2 separate regions of the Homo sapiens genome follow, and region 2 is linked to region 1. The links are chromatin loops, found by intact Hi-C in ENCODE. Cell type or tissue: A673. All regions are shown on one strand. Links, peaks and the distances in the headings refer to the core of each region. The heading gives the core; the rest is flanking DNA. Region 1 overlaps NOS1 (nitric oxide synthase 1). Region 2 overlaps KSR2 (kinase suppressor of ras 2).

Region 1 (2,805 bases), core at 174-2,673:
GTTGCCTTCTGAATAAAGCCTAAATTTCTTGTAATGCCACTCACCTCTCCCCACGGTCTGGTCCCAGCCCACCTTTTCTCACCCTCCTCAGCCTTCCAAAGCCAGCCTCAATTTATCTTACATGCTCCCTGTCCGTGCCTTTCCTCTCACTCTTCCCAATTCCTGGACAACTCTTACCTTCCAGAAGCTACCAGTGAAATCCCGCCCATTTCTCAAACCCCAGAAATTTATGTCAGTTCCAAGACGGGTGTCTCTCTCCATCAGATTATAACCTTTGGCTGGGCGTGGTGGCTCATGCCTGTAATCCAGCACTTTGGGAGGCTGAGGTGCGTGGATCATTTGAGGTCAGGAATTCAAGACCAGCCTGGCCAACATGGTGAAACCCTGACTCTACTAAAAATACAAAACTTAGCTGGGCGTGGTGGTAGGCGCCTGTAGTCCCAGTTACTCAGGAGGCCGAGGCAGAAGAATCACTTGAACTGGGGGAGGCAGAGGATGCAGTGAGCTGAGATCGTACCACTGTACGCCAGCCTGGGTGACAGAGCAAGACTCTGTCAAAAAAAAAAATAGATTCTAACCTTCTGCACGAGAGGAACTGTGTTTTGCTTATCTCTGCAAACTGCCCGGTGCCTTCCACACACTGGAGAAGCAAGACATGTTATAAGTTAAGTGAAAAATTAAAATGCAGTAAGTTTTGAACCAGGTACTGTAACTGGGCATTTCGTGGGCATTGTCTCATTCAATCCACCTTGTTATACAGGTGGGTATGCAGACTCTAAAAGGTCAAGTGAGCCGCCCACAGCCATCTGCACCAACAGGGGCAGAATTAGGATTTGCACTCAGGTCGGCTCCCAAAATTCCATATTGATGGGTCTGAAGTGTCCCCCCGCAAAAGAAAGACACCTGGCTGTCTCACTCCAGGGAAACCAAAAGAAGCCCTCTCTCCTCCCAAGGAGTTTAACATCATCTCTCTGCTCTTTCACGACACAAGCTGTGGGAACTGGATGCATAGTGATGGCAGGTGAGCATGATGTTCCGGTGTTCCTATTTCAGGAGACGTCTCATTCCTCCTGGCCAAACTCACTTTTGTGAAATGGGGCTGGAGCTGCTACTGGTCAATTCAGGGGGAAGAGGGAAATAAATGGGCCATAACCCGAATAACCCCCAAATATCTTGTCAACCCTATTTTGCTTACCCATTGCTTAATTCTATTTTGCACTTAAACGGTTGGCTACGAGGCCTGGATGAAAAGCCACCACGAGAGGGCAGTATTTCCCCACCCTTGATCTGAGCCTAACAATCTGGACTCCACTCTGGTCCTTGAGAGGTTACTCAACAGAGAGAGAGGCTTTTGGTATCAGGAATTCTGGCAAATGAAAGAAACACATCAGATCGCTCTCCTGCCTTCTAGCCTGGAGTTGTGAAGCAGCTTGTGTTGGGGATTGAAAGGTGTTTACTTAAAAAAAAATCTTTCTGGAGAAGAAGGATGAATCCTGGTTTTATAATCATTTCTTTGGACTCCTTGACAAAATGAGACAATGTTTCCATCTGTCTGCTACTAGAAAGGCAGGCACATGCAGAAAGGAGGTGCCTGGCACCTTGTAAGCGCTTCTAAGTATTTATTCCCTGATGGAAAAGCATTCCTGCATAAAGCTTGACTTGGAGTGGGAAGCACTGATCAATTTGTCTTTAATGGGGATTGGACACAACAGTTTCCTTCCCTGGGGAATTGGGGAGGCGTCTCCAAAGCTATAAAGGATTGGAAAGAAAGCCTTTGGGAGGAAAGCTACTAGGAGCTGGAAATGGGTTTGCAGGAAAGGAGTTTAGAATGGGCTTCCCTTCAGGATTAGAAGGGGTGAGTGTGGGATGCTAAGTGTTTGTTCTTTATATCTGTGGAAGAGTGAGCAGGGGAAATTGGGATTAAAGGAAGGCAGGGGAGATTATAGCTGGCATGAAGTCAAGCTCCATGTGGCAGGAACAGGACACCGGTGGGGGCTGCCAGGGATGGCAGAGCAAGGTGAGTCATAGATTGCCTTTTCACTTTAACAGTCTCCTGGCCTGGGCCCTTTGGGGTCTTGGTGCCCCCACTGTAAAGCCCTTTCAAAGAGGGCCAGTGCACTTCCTCTTTAGCAGACACCCAAACTGAACAACAAGATATGCCCACGTACAGTATATAAAAGAAATGTGGTTTTTCTGTATAGCAAGACACAACAAACAGGGTAGAACCAGCAGAACATTCCCTTTCCATCCTTGGGGACCCTGCAGTCTGGGAGGCCACTAGGATTTCTTGTCTCTTTCTGGGAACTGCCTGACACTAATTTGTAGTATTTAAAAAAGTATACAAAGGGATCCCTTCCCACCATTTACTCTGAGAGAGTAAATTCAACAGGTTGCCTCTTAGGGAGGAATTACACCGGCTCCAATTCCTACCGAAGACTTGGCTGCCCATTTTTGATCTGAGTTGAGGGTAACTTATTTGTCAAAATTAATTTAACAGGTTTAAAACTTTGGAGATCAACTGCAGAGGGCAACAAGCCTGAGGGACAAGTTCTTCCCACCCCAAGTTGTGGCTCCTATCGAAGAAGCCACGTGGGACCTCATTATGGCAACTCTTTCCAACCTCATCCACTTTAACCAGCTTCCATTATTTCATCCCCAAGGGTGAAGCAGCAAGCCCGCTTTGGGGGAATAAAAAAATAATAATCATATTGTTACTTGATATTGTTTCCAGGCACCAAAGCTTTAACATTTAATCCATTCATATTCTTTAGGTTCGTATGACATTATGACTAGGAAAAACTGAGG
Region 2 (2,805 bases), core at 159-2,658, 640 kb after region 1:
CCCTTGGAAGGGCCCCTTGGAGGAAAAAAGAGAGGAGGATGAGGAGAAGTGGAGAAAAGTGAGCTGGGGGAAGAAAAAGGCTGGAGGAGCCTGGTGATGGTGATGGCGATGATGGTGGTAATGATGGTGGTGGGTGGTGATGGTGGTAACAACAGTGATGGTGGTGGGTGGTGATGGTGGTAGTGGTGGTGATGGTGATGATGGTGATGATGGTGATGACGGTGCTAACAATAGTGATGGTGGTGGTGGTGATTTGCCTGTATCATCTCATGTAATGCTCCCAGCAACCACTGTGGCCCACATGATCATCATCCCCATCCTGCTGCTTAGGAAACAAAGCACAGAATCATAATATGTCGTATCCACAATCACACAGCTAATAGGTGGCAGAGCCAGAACTTAAACCCAAGTTTGTTGGACTCCAGATTCCATACTCCTAGAAGATGATTGAGGACTAAGAAGGAGAAAGGAGAAAGAGAACGGAGGCTGCCCTAGCCACCTTATTTAATATGATGACCAGTCCCTCCATTCCAGAGGGCACTACCAACCCCGCTTAGCCTGCTGCACGTCTTCTTTAATCCATAGCACTTATTCTCACACACTGCATAAGGTACGTGATCATTAAGACAATAATTCATTGTCTGTGCCCCAGCCCCCCACACTAGAAAGTAAACTTTATGGAGACACACACCTCAGCACGCATTTCTAGAGATCAGAAGAGCACCTGGCATAGAATAACCATGCAACCAATTTCGTTGAATGAGTGAATAATGGTTTTTTGGTTTCAGGACATAGCTGCCACGAGAAGGAAAGGTTAAGCTATCCTGGCTCTGGGATCCTTTGATCTTGCTAAATGAATGAATGAGTATTCTTTGGTTTCAGGCTAAGGGTGATCTAACAAGCTATGAGAAGAGAAAAATGAGTTAAGATTTCCTATCTTCGGGGCTCCTTGGGCACTGGAAAATAAAGATATCCCTAAAACCCAAGGAGAAAACTAAGATTAGCATTAACATCTCTAAAATAAAGCTACCTCCATCCTCTGAGAAAGAAAGAGAGAGAGACAGACAGACAGACACAGAGACAGAGACAGACAGGGACAGAGAGAGAGAAAGAGATGACATTCTTGGCCAAGCACAAAGCAGCCTTGCTGCCATATCCTTGGTCTCCATATGAGTTCCTCAATACAACTTGTCTTCTGTCATTTAACAAACATGCATCCAGCCCTCACTTTGGGCCAGAATTTTAAAAACCTGATTTCATCACTGTAGGAAACACCAGCTCTGGGTTGAGCTGGGGCTATTAAGATGAATACAATATCACCCTCAAGAAGTAAGAGTATGATGGGAAAGATACTAGTTTATTCCTCAGTCTGGGATAACATTTTTAGAGTAAAGGAAAGCCATCCAACTCCCAAGATGGTTAGAAGCTTCAAGGAACCAATTATTATTTTTGAGGGAAGAAGGGAATTCCAAACATGAAGGATACTTTGAGGATGGCTCACTGGTTCCCCCTGGTGGACATTAATAGCAAGCACATCACACAGCTTTTCAGAGGTAGGGAGGGGCTCAGCGGTGTAGACCTGGTGGTCACTGAAGTATCTGCTGTTCCGGTAGCCAAGGCAAGAGGTCAGCTCAGTTTGCAGAGCCCAGGAAAGGCCTCATAGAGAACCAGGCTTTGCACTGGGCCTGGGGAAGAGCAGGGATTCACCAGAAGGACAAAAGGAAAGAAAATTCTAGGCAGAGGGATGTGAGTACCAAGATGTGAAATCCAAGCCTCATCTAGAAAACTCTAAGTAATTCATGAATTTAGCAGATATTTAGGGCTTGAAGGGAAAATGTGAATGGTAGGACTTCAAGTAGGAGCCAAACCCTGGGATGTTTTCCAATCCATGAGGAAGACTGTGTTCTTTAAGCCACTGGTAAGTTTTCAAGGATTGCTTGAGCTCAGGAGTTCGAGACCAGCTGGAGCAACATGACAAAACTCTATCTCTACAAAAAATACAGAAAAGTTTGCCAGGCATGGTGGCACACGCCTGTAGTCCTAGCTACCCAGGAGGCTGAGTGGGGGGATCGCTTGACCCCAGGAGGTAGAGGCTGCAGTGAGCCAAGATTGCGCCACTACACTCCAGGCTGGGCAACAAAGCAAGACCCCATCTCAAAAAAAAAAAAAATACACATGTATTGAACCATTACTATGTGCTAGATATTGATCTTCCTGGGAATTGAATAGTGAGCAGAAACAAGTATGATCCCTGCCCTTTTGCAGCTTACAGTCTAGTGGAAAAGAGAGGCATTCATTTAAAAACAAATTGCTCCCCAAAACAGGTAAGCATTAAAATGTTTTTAAGTGGCACCATCACCTGCAGGAACAGCATACGTGAAGTACAGTGTTAAGGATCAGAACTGGGTACACAATTCTTTACTAAGAAGTCTGAGTTGAGCTGACTTCAGTGCTAAGTGCTGTAGGAATGGGTTAAAATGGAGCACTTGGTCATTGCTTTCAAGGTCCCAGTGGCCCTAAGGCTGGCATCTGAGGCAGGACATAGAAGACTGAGTCTTAGCAGCCTGGGAAGAGTCCAGAGGGAGGCCTATGTGGAGGTAGGGGATCAGTGTAGGTTCAAACCATAGTGAGGTGTGTAATGAAAAGTGCTGCTTGACCAAGCATGGGGACACATGCCTGTGATCCCAGCACTTTAGGAGGCCGAGGCAGGAGGACTGCTTGAACCCAGGATTTCGAGACCAAACTGGGCAATGACAAGGCGAAACCTAGTCTCCACGAAAATTAGACAGGTGTGGTGGTATGCAC

What was found. Hi-C counts contacts between places; a loop is a spot of excess contacts. Peaks named below come from ENCODE experiments on the same cell type or tissue, not always from the same donor. Only the 100,000 strongest peaks of a DNase experiment are listed, where the experiment ranks them.
Region 2: a loop joins it to region 1, with 5 times the contacts of the local background. A loop is called at or near these places in 33 of 110 quality-filtered maps.

The regions. Positions count from the first base shown.
Region 1 is chr12:117,211,508-117,214,312 of GRCh38, forward strand. NOS1 (nitric oxide synthase 1) reads right to left here. Exons shown (of 29, transcript NM_000620.5): 29 at 1-2,805. Among named protein-coding and RNA genes, the nearest start is that of FBXO21, 22 kb to the left of the region's middle. In A673, for the core only: a CTCF peak has its summit at 1,260 (motif pointing right); a DNase peak (open chromatin) is centred at 1,294.
Region 2 is chr12:117,848,653-117,851,457 of GRCh38, forward strand. The region is part of intron 3 of KSR2 (kinase suppressor of ras 2); the gene reads right to left. Among named protein-coding and RNA genes, the nearest start is that of KSR2, 120 kb to the right of the region's middle. In A673, for the core only: CTCF peaks have their summits at 1,512 (motif pointing left) and 1,711; a DNase peak (open chromatin) is centred at 1,509; H3K27me3 peaks cover 628 bases.